Linked DNA regions of Homo sapiens: region 2 is linked to region 1. A link is a loop called in an ENCODE intact Hi-C map of the cell type or tissue named here. Cell type or tissue: GM12878. All regions are shown on one strand. Links, peaks and the distances in the headings refer to the core of each region. The heading gives the core; the rest is flanking DNA. Region 1 overlaps RAD51B (RAD51 paralog B). Region 2 has its middle 190 kb from the start of RAD51B-AS1.

Region 1 (5,380 bases), core at 146-5,145:
AAAATATTTTCATTTTTGAGGATTTTCATTGTTATGGGATTGAGCCTGTAGAAGTCTCTGTGTAAGCTACATAGAGCAAATCTAATCTACTCACACTGAAGTCAGGGCTCTGTAAAAGACTGTGGGAACATTCATTCTCCACTCTCTCAGAGACTCTTTTAGGTAAGTCAAAGCATGTTCTCTTTCTGTGATTGCTAACCCATCTGTAAAATGTGAATAATAATTCTGGCCTCCAGGCAACCAGAGGTTCTTGATGACCCTTAGATGAAGATACTTGATATGTATAAGTGACAGGAACAATGATGATCAAACACTGAAGATGAAATTCTAGGGAGGAAAGAAGTTTAATCATTATCTCCTGCATTTTTTATTCTGTTAACAATGAGGCAAGATAGTAAATCTTAGTTGCAAAGTGGTTAAAACACATGATTTGGATTCTGGAATATCTTTCATGACTATCTTTTGGATCCAATTCCTTACTCATTTGGTGTGGGAGTTGGTTATGAAGACGAATTTCTCACAAGGCAAGGAGCTGTCTCTCTGCTCTGTATACATGGGGTGTAGCCCTCGTGCAATCAGACTGGAGGAGGATAACCAGGTTGCTATGTAGCCTTGATTTCCAAAAAGGTGATGGGCTTCTGGTACCAACCCGTGTCAGTATTTAGAAGAGGCCTGTTGGAAAGCTCTTAATGAGAAAGCTCCTTCTCTGAAAACATTTCAATTTATGACTCCTGTGCTAAGCATTTCTAGGAGATCAAACTGAATCTCTAGTGCATAACAGAAAAGCATTTGCCCTGCAGCAAAAGGGTCAACTTTAAAAGAATGCTTTTCCATGTTAAAAAAAAAAAAGTCAAAAAAACAAAGCAATGACTCCCAAAATAGGAACAGAGGGGAAGGAAAAGTTCATGGCCTTAGCGGACTGGATATTCTGGATATTTGGTCCCTCCAGTCCCTGCAGATGAAAGCCCATTTATTTAGAGTAGAAAGAGGAAATTTAAAAAAATAAAGGAATAACAATACCTACAAATGTTTTCAGGATTGAAATAAATCCAGGGAAGAAGATGGTATGTTACCACTGGAACTGCATTCTCGTTCATATCTCTTGTCCTCACGTCCTGAAGCACATTCCATGTAATGCATGATAGCCTGTGGCCAGCTGCTGGCTAGAAAGCAGGACCCTGCAGTTCTATTTCTGACTCCGTCTGGGCTTTTGATGAGACCAGGTGGGAGAAGGAGAGTAGTGTAACAAAGAACCTCAGAGTAGGCCTTGGTAATGAGCAGTTACCTAACCTCACTGAGCCTCAGTTTCCTCATCCATGACAAGAAGGGGTAAATGACCTCAATAGTTCCTGCCTTATTAAAAAACTTTGAGTCTTTGGTATTTTGATGATATGAATGAGTTCCTCATCGAGAACCTCACTTGTTCCAGGAAGTTTGAGAATGCACCACTCCATGCGCTGTCTTTGAATCGCTGTGCCCTACCCAGCACCCGTTTGTGCTTGAAAAGAGCACAGGCATGGGTTCTTTTGCTGATAGCAGATTTCTCTCCAGACTAGAGATTTTCTTAGTCTACCCTACTTAGTAAGACTTTATGATGGGTAAACCTGTGCTGACCAGTGGCCAAGTCCCAGCAAACACAACTTCATAGTAACAAAGCTTAAAGACGGGAGTCTGAGTGCGAGACTAGGGATCAGAAGGATTCAATTCATTCATTCAATTCATCATCCATTCAATTCAGCTTCTCCTGTTTAAAACTAGGCCCCTGGCACTTGCTGAGCATGGTTCTTTATTGGACCATCCATTTGAACTGGGGAAGGGACTGAGAATCTTGGTTACCTCTCTTGGCAGGTCATCAGTTCTTGTTCCATTCAATGCAGAATTTTAGCAACAAAAGGCGAAGAGGATGAGTAAGTTATTAAAGCTGGGAAACTGCCTATAATAGGTTATTTTTAGAATAAAGATTCAAGATGACCTACAAGCTCTGTGAGACCACAGGACAAAGGTGTCAAAGAAAAGAGACTGGGATAGGCTCAGACATTTATCTTCCAGCAAAATTAATTTCCTTGAGGGCTTGTGGTTCACTAACTGAATCTGTGAACCAGCTGTATTTAGGGTGCATTCTACTTCCTTGGGTCTCTAAAATTGACAATGGTCTATAGGTCAGGTTCCAACGGAAGTGATATTTCTGACCTAGCTCTATAAATAGAGCACTGGAAAAAACCCATCAGCTGCAATGGCTCAGGGACCACACGCTATCTATTAAGTAAGCAACCGCAGTATTTGTGCTACCATTTTAGATACGAAAAAATATATCTTTTGTTATTTATAATCTTCTGAGCTTTGAGATTCTCAAAATACTTTAAAGCTATTAGTCGTCTTTCAGATTTATAAATACAGGATCTGAGGCATAAAACTATGTAATAACTGCTTCAACTAATACCATTTACCCACCGAGGAAGGCATTTGGCTGGTAAAGAATGGGCTGCTTCACTTTAGTAAAGCAGAAAATTTCATTCCTGATGTCTCTTGGCTGGAGGTGAAAGGAGTGAATGCAGTCCAGAGGCTTTACTTGCACAACATACCTAGGCTGATGCAAGTCTCAGCAAACTCGTTACTGAGAAAGGTAAGAAATGTGAAGCAGAAGACAGGAAGAAGTGAGGCAATCAGAACCTCTGGAATGCAAGAGTTAGGGATGGATCCTCCATAGCACAAGGTAGGGGAGAAGCGGGGGTGAGCCATCCACTAGGCTAGAGACTGGTATGCACCAGCACAAATCACTCAACAACTCCACTGGCTCATGGACAGGGAGAAAATACCTTCAGTTTCCCAGAGTCTTAACAAAATACTTTAAGTTCTTATCCAACCAGGACATTTTTGAAAATGAAATGGGGACATTTTAATAGTTATACTGGGATAACAGAGATAAACTGAGCTTGCCCTGAGAAAACCAAGACATATGTTATCCTACAGAGATACTATGTAGGAACTGTCCAGAATCACAGTGAGCATGCTCACTTTATACGAAAAGCTTCAGTCTGTACTAGGATTCTCTGCTGTGTCTGCAGTGTCGATCATCAAGGTCTCAAAGATGGCAAGGAAAACAATAGTAGGCATAAGAAGAACAGAACTAGATTGTCTGAATAAAAAGAAGCAATCTCCTCCCATCAGCTCAACTCCCAACATTCTCCAGGAGGCCATGCCCCTGAACCTTTTCTCCAATACAGCTTTCCCCTTGCTACCTTCTACTTAAGGAAAGGAAAAAAAAAATCCTGAATGGTGACTTGTAGTGAAATCTCTTGACCTTTGCAAATAAGTTTTTAATTAAAAATAAATTCACTCATTACAGAAAACACATATTACCCTTAAGTAAATACTAGCAAAATAAAACAAAGAAAACAAAAACCTAACCATTTAAAGAAATCTGTGGCACTTTCTCTTTAAATTTAGCTTCATTCAAGACAAGCCAGAAAGATGCTTGCATAAAATATGTTTTTTTTCCCCCACAGTGTGTTCTATCTGTTCACCATGAAATCCTCAGACCACACCTTTCAGCTGTCCTGGTATGAGCTTTGCTTTCCTGCTCCCATTGTAGAGTCAGAGGCAGCAGGCGGATACCAGAGTTGAATTCTAATAAGTCTTGTGTATTATACATGGTCACCATCTCATTTTTTGACCACTTGATGTTTGTTTCAGATGGCACTGGCTGAGGCAGAATGAATACAGCTGCTGATTCTGATCTCACACTGGGTATATCCCTGAGTGCTGGAAAAAACATCACCCTCAGAAGTGTGCATTCAGCCAGCTGCCTTTGGAGAGAGCTGGGAAGGGTGCAAAGTGGCATGTCCTTTACCAGTCACTCTTTCTGGGTAAGATTCAAACTACAGTGAAGTAACATTTGGTCGCTTTACATATCCAACGAAGTACTTTGGGACAAGGAGAAAGCCAGGTGGCCACCCACTTGACTGAACAGCAAGGGGACACACCAGCAGTCATGTGGTTTGCCTTCAGGAAATCAGCTCACAAGGCAAACCCAGGGCTGAGAGAGGGTCCTTTGCCCAGGCCTTAGCTTGTGAAGAATCAGGCCTGGGTAAGCCTGCTGTTGCTTCAGGCCCACTTTGGATCACTGGCTCTTTGCAAGCAGTAAGAACAGAAGAGAAAAGAAATATGATTTGTTTATTAGGAAATATGTTCTTGAAGAAAAATTTTTCTGGGAGAACATCAATGGCTTTAAAAACCATTAGTGCAAAAAGACATTTCAACTAAAATGCCATGTCTAATCCTGGACTGCATCCTGGAAAAAACTGCCATAGAGTACATTATTGGGACACCTGGCAAAGTTTGAATATTGCCAGTATATTATATAATAGTATTGTATCAATACTAATTTCCTGGGTGAGATCATTGTACTGTGGTTATGTAAGAGAAGTTCTTGTTCTTAAGAGATAAATGCTGAAGTATTTGGGGATGAAAGGATATGATATCTGTAACTTGCCCTCAGATGGTTCAGCAAAGATAATTATAATAAGTTAACAATATTATAAAATAAATTGGTAACTAATATACAAGAGATAAAAATAAATGAGGCAAAGTGTTAAAAATCAGGTAAAGAGCTGGGCTTGGTGGCTCACGCCTGTAATCCCGGCACTTTGGGAGGCCAAGGCGGGTGGATCATGAAGTCAGGAGATGGAGGCCATCCTGGCTAACACGGTGAAACCCCATCTCTACCAAAACTACTAAAAAATTAGCCGGGCATTGTGGCGGGTGCCTGTAGTCCCAGCTACTCGGGAGGCTGAGGCAGGAGAATGGCGTGAACCCGGGAAGAGGAGTTTGCAGTGAGCCGAGATTGCGCCACTGCACTCCAGCCTGGGCGACACAGTAAGACTCCATCTCAAAAAAAAAAAAAAACACAAAAAAAAATCAGGTAAAGGGTATATGGGGAGTTCAATATACTTTTCTTGGAACTTTTCTGTAGGTTTGAACTCTCCTTCCCCCCCAAAAAAATTAGTGGGAAAATGTAGGTTGGCCTTTCCAGAGAGATTACTTGGTCATTGATATAAAATCAAGACATGGGATTGGATCTCTGGAGAAATTACTAGGGCATTCATATGTTTCTATACATCAGAATCATCTGTTAACTTTGTAAAATGCAGAATCCTAGGCCCCATCCCAAACCTGATGAATCAGAATCTTTGGAGGTGATGCCCAAGAGTCCATATTTTCAAAAACCTCTCTCAGATGATCCTAATATATGCTAACATTTGAAAAAAAATCATGTATTAGGCATTTGCTGTTTTGCCTGCAATTACAGACTCCTCAGATCCCGCAGACAGTCCATGTACCATCATGCATGCATTTGTATTAGAAAATCTCCACCTAGTAT
Region 2 (5,380 bases), core at 104-5,103, 95 kb before region 1:
TTTCCCTCTGATGAGTCTAATTGCATGGGGCTCTGGTGGTGGCCCTGCTTTGCCCTTCAAGAGCATCTATGAATAACTTTGTGTTTGTAGGTTTCTTTTTAAAGGTGTTCCTCCTATTTCTGGCTCACAGATGTTGACAAGTAGCATGTGTAGAGTTCAGTCTGCACAAATCTGGGAGCTCTGAACACTAGATCCTATATTCACAGAGTCCCCCACCACTGGAACCTGGCTAGGGGTAGGAAAGTCACCGTAACCCTACAGTCCTGTGGAAAGGGTAGAGTAGTGGGGACTAACTGGAAAGAAGTGAAAATAAGACAAAGTAGCCAGTGGAATCTCCAGTCTGCCCCTTGCTTAGCTATGGAGAGCACAGCAAGATGATGGGTGAAGTCCACTGCTTCTCTGAACCATCTTTCAACTTGTCTGCTGAGGGTCCACTTTCTCTCCTTTCTCTGCCTGCATGTTTGTGAAAAATTTGTGTCTTCACGTGGAGACTATGAGTTTTGTGTGCATGGAACAGAGCCCTCTAGAAGGGTCTTGTGCCACTTTAAAATGTGACTCCCAAAAAATCTGACCTGTGCTCATACATTGCTGATGGAAATACAAAATGATTCAGCCATGTGGAGAATAGTATTGCAGTTCTTCAAAAAGTTAAACATAGAATCACCATATGTCAAGTAAATCCACTCCTAGGTACATACCTTAAAAAATTGAAAATAGGTTTCAAATAAATACATGTGTATGCAAGTTCATAGCAGTACAATATTCACAATAGTTGAAGGGTGGAACCAGCCCAAATGACCACTGACGGATGAATGAATGAACAAAATGCAGTATATCCTGACAATGCAATATTATTCAGCCATAAAAAGAATGAAGTACTGATGCACGCTACACCATGGAGGAGACTTGAAAACATACTAGTGAAAGAAGACAGACACTATATGATTCCATTTATATGAAATATCCAGAATAGGTAAAGCCATAGCAACAAAGTAGATTGGTGGGTTTCCAGGAGCTGGGAGGAGGGGGAAATAGGAACACTTGCATAATGGTTATGGGTCTTGCTTTTGGGGTGATGAAAATATTTGGAACTAGACAGAGATGCTGGTTGCACATCATGATATCTAGTTGCCACGGAATTGTTTACTTTAAAATGGTTAATTTCATCTTATATAAATTTCACCTCCATCAAAATGAAATATTTTAGAAAGAGAAAGTTAAAAAAAAAAAACCTATGTGTTCCACGAACACAACCCAACCCTTGCTCTCATTCCCATTTCCTGTTCCCTGTGTGCCCATTGTCAGTGCCATGGTATCAAATCAGTGCCCATTGTCAGTGCCATGGTATCAAATCAGCTTATGATGCAGATTACTGTTGGGCTTGTTCTTGATCCTACTTGTGAGATACATCCTCTAGAATTCCATGACTTAAGCTGAGTCTACACAGTAGCAACCAAATGTTTTAGCAGAGAACGATGGGTGTTTCACCACAAGACTCTTTCCCAATATTTTGTTTCTGTGGCAGAAAAGCGGATTTTTCTTGGCAAGATGAACAGGTTTGCACATTTATCTGTCTCTAGGAATTTCCATAGGCTGCAAGAAGAAAAAGAACATGAGTGTCAAGATACCTAGAAAAAGATGTTGAAGGCTTGCATAAAGCCTACTGAGGCTAAAACTGTTGTTTATTGAAGTTATGGGGAAAAAAGTTCATGCCCCCATTCTGTTTGTTCCAACCTCATTTGAAGAGTTGAGAGAGAACTTGTAGTTTCGTGCTTCTAGAACAGAAAAGATTTGGAATTTCAAAGAGAAAAATGCCCATAGGGAGAACTGGGGACATGGAGATGCCCTGTGTTAACTAGGGCAGAAAGTTGTAGTCTGTTGATGGAACTGTCATTTACTCATGCACCTGAACCCTTGAAGTCATTCATGAGGGTGGAAATCAGCTTCTTCCAAGCTCCTGTTAATGTTGATATTTTGACCTCCTCCTATGAATCACGAATGTTCTTAATGGAATTCATTCATTCACTGCATATGGTCCTGCCATGCGCCAGAAGGCAATAGGCCAGGCCACTGGATGGAGAAGACCCCATCCCTGCCTTGCTGCATAAGCAGCTCAGTGAAAAAGCCAGGCAGACATACCAGGAACATCACAGCCATACGGCAAGTGCTCAGACAGAGGTATCAGGCCATGGGAGCACCAAGGAGTCACTGCATCTGGGCCCTGTCAGAGGTGGGGACAGTGGACCCCAGTGTTAAAGGAAGATGGTGACAGGAGACCAGCATTACAGGCAAGTAAGCACAGCATCCACATTGGCCCAGAGGCATGGACACAGGTGGCATATCTGGGGAACACTGCTGCAGAGAGGAGAGGAGGGAATATGGCTACAAGAGGAGAGGAGGCTGCCGGGGCAAGTTGGGGCCAGGCTGGAAAGGGTCTTACATTTGACCCATTTTTTCCGGTGACTTTTTCCTTTTTATAGGAACAACAGCCAAATATTTGTCATAAATCATTTTCCTTCATCCTGTCAGTAGCCCCCTTTTACCGATGAATACACTGAGGTTCAAAAAGGTTAAGTAATTCCAAAGAGGGATGGACACATCACCGTTTGTGCATGTTTGACACACTGTTTGTCAATGACTGAGTGGTTACTGCTGGGGGAAGGCAGGATGGAAGGATGGGACCAAAAGGACAAAGGCGGCTTTAATTGCATCAGTAACATTTCATTTCTTAAGCTGGGTTTCGGTACATGGATGCTCTTTGTGCCTTTTTGTGTGAAATTTTCATAATGACTCTTAAAGCCACTGGACTTGCGTGTTAGGGCAGCATCTTTGCTTGAAAGGAGGCAGTGTCTGAGGCTGAGGGTCCCTTGAGAACACAGGGGCAGCCCTTAATATCCAAATGCTTGATGGGTTTTTCACTGTGGTTAAGAGGTAAGTCACTATTTATTCCACCTAGTCAAGGCCTCAGAGCTGACACTTCTACAGAAAAAGCAGGACAGACAGGTTTGATTCTCCTGGTTCCCTTGAGCAGGAACTGAATGTTTCCCATCTAGGGGCATATGAGCAGAGAGGAAGGGGTCTGAGCCCCACAGTGTGTCGTCAGTTACCACTTCTACGCGCTTGGCAGCCCGTGCTTCGAGTTCCTTTTCAACTGCGTTTCCCTTCAAGTTAACACTGCTTCCTCCGCTAGAGCATCCTGCCCCTCCAGCCTAGCCCTGAGAAGGAGACCCAGCCCCCTGCCTTCCTGGCATGCAGAACTTAAAACAAGAGCTCTCTGCCATCGGACATCCTTACCATTTCCAGCTATTGAGTATAATCAGGTGTGCCAGGATCTGATTTCAAAGCCAAAAGCAAAGGGGCTCGGAGGAATCCTCTCTCGGTTGCGCCAGTGGAAGACAAAGGGGTCTGAACAAACAGGATGCACTGAGAGCTGTAGAGAGCACTCCCCAGCAAGTGGGGTGGGCAGGATGCAGGGTTGGAATAGTTGACCTGTAAGCCTGGGTGTTGGCATGTGAGGCAGTCATGCCCAGGAGAAGCAAGGCAGGGCATGAACAGATGCTGATTCATCTGACAGCCTCTCTGGATGGTTCCTGGTAGACAGTCATGCTCTTCCAGGGCCCAGGGAGTTATATAATCTCTGCCTGAATAGAAGATCCCGACTCTGGCCGTTCACCTTGCAGAGAATGCTGACATTTCTAGAAATCAGAGAAAACCCACTATGCCTTGTAGGGCAGATGAGCAGTACTCAGGAATCTACAAGCGAGTCAGAACTGATGCGCTGTGGAGCTGGAGAAGACCCACTGGTTGCACCCCAATGTCTGGGTCCTGATGGATCCATTTTTTTCTGTCCCTGTTTCTATCTCTTATCACATACTCTGCTTGCTGGGCTTGGGAACCTACATCTAGTAAACTTTCCCGATCATTAACTGGATAAAGAGTTAAAAGTCATTCCAGAGAACACGACCCTTCTTGGGAGGCTATAGTCCGAGGGAAAATTTCAGTATTTCCTTTCTCTTTCTCACTGCCCTCATTTTTATATGGCAGGAATTGGAGATGAAAACAAATGTAACAAACCCGACTTGAAGGCAAACAAAGATCATCAAAGGCAACAAGAATAGGAAGCAGCTTACAGTGGAAAGAAAGTGCCCATCTAGACTGACGCCTCACTGATGGTGAAACTTAGTGGTGCTGCCCCAGTTCACCGTCTTTCAGAGATAGCCTTGTTGGTGTTTTCAACCGGGGGTGCTTGGAGTATTGCCCACAGACACCTCTGACTGTTAGAGTGCCTCGGGGAATGCTCCTGGCATTTTCTGGATGAGGCTGCAAGTACAAATGTCCTCCAGTACACAGGATAGTCACAAAACCGAAGAACTACCCCCACCCTTTTTCTAATAGAGCAGTACTGGTGAAATTGGTCATTTTTTTTTTTTTTTTTTTGAGACGGAATCTCACTCTGTCGCCCAGGCTGGAGTGCAATGGCGTGACCTCAGCTCACTACAACCTCTGCCTCCCAGGTTCAAGGGATTCTCCTGCCTCAGTCTCCTGAGTAGCTGGGATTACAGGCATGTGCCACCATGCCCAGATAATTTTTTTTTGTATTTTTAGTAGAGACAGGGTTTCACCATGTTGGCCAGGCTGGTCTCAAACTCCTGACCTCAACTGATCCGCCTCCCTCGGCCTCCCATAGTGCTGGGATTACAGGCATGAGCCACTGCGTCCAGCCAGAATTGGTCATTTCTGACACTCAGCTGAACCTCGAGCTCCTCCAACCTGGAGCCTTTGAACATGAAACCTATAGAGAGAGTCTCTGAAAAGAATCCAATTCTAAAGGCCACTGTTGGTTCTAGATGAAATAAAAAGCACACAGAAAATGAAAACCCGCCTGACATCTATAGTTCATCAATTGCCTTTAGAGGCAACTCTTATACAAACTCCAAAATTCCCAAGAGAAATTCTAACCTGGCATAAAGCATTGGGAGATTTATGGATATGCTTTCTCCCAGGGCTAGAGTTCTGGGAACCGGAGACTCAGAGGCTGCCTCTCGGCTTCTATAAAATAGGTCTGGGACATACATTAGGTTGTTTTGTCCCCATACAGTGTAAATAGCTGACGCGTGACACTTCAGCAATGGCTAAAAAATAAAATCCGAGCTAATCGTGGGTATATGGAAAGCACAACAAATGTGCAAGTTGCAAATGATTTCTATCTATGTAAAATGGCAACATGATTGGGGCTCTTCTTTAGTATGGCCAGGGTGGAAGCTGAGTATGAGGTCCTTGGGGGAATTCTAACTACATGAAATTGAGTAACTAGGGCTGTTTTTTTCTTGGAGGGAGCAGGGAGAAACCAGCAGATACCATCCAGATTTTTCTTAAAAGG

The links. Peaks named below come from ENCODE experiments on the same cell type or tissue, not always from the same donor. Only the 100,000 strongest peaks of a DNase experiment are listed, where the experiment ranks them.
Region 2: it touches region 1 in a loop (7-fold over the local background); 4 of 110 quality-filtered maps call a loop at or near these places.

Annotation. Positions count from the first base shown.
Region 1 is chr14:68,398,785-68,404,164 of GRCh38, reverse strand. The region is part of intron 8 of RAD51B (RAD51 paralog B); the gene reads right to left. LOC101927971 (a long non-coding RNA gene) reads left to right here. Exons shown (of 4, transcript XR_245776.5): 1 at 1-162; 2 at 3,694-3,866. Among named protein-coding and RNA genes, the nearest start is that of RAD51B-AS1, 280 kb to the left of the region's middle. RefSeq lists an enhancer at 1-105. In GM12878, for the core only: no CTCF peak of the experiment used is centred there; a DNase peak (open chromatin) is centred at 2,154; H3K4me3 peaks cover 2,029 bases; H3K27ac peaks cover 4,191 bases.
Region 2 is chr14:68,493,337-68,498,716 of GRCh38, reverse strand. It overlaps a transcript of RAD51B not described here. Among named protein-coding and RNA genes, the nearest start is that of RAD51B-AS1, 190 kb to the left of the region's middle. In GM12878, for the core only: no CTCF peak of the experiment used is centred there; a DNase peak (open chromatin) is centred at 2,796; H3K27ac peaks cover 1,212 bases.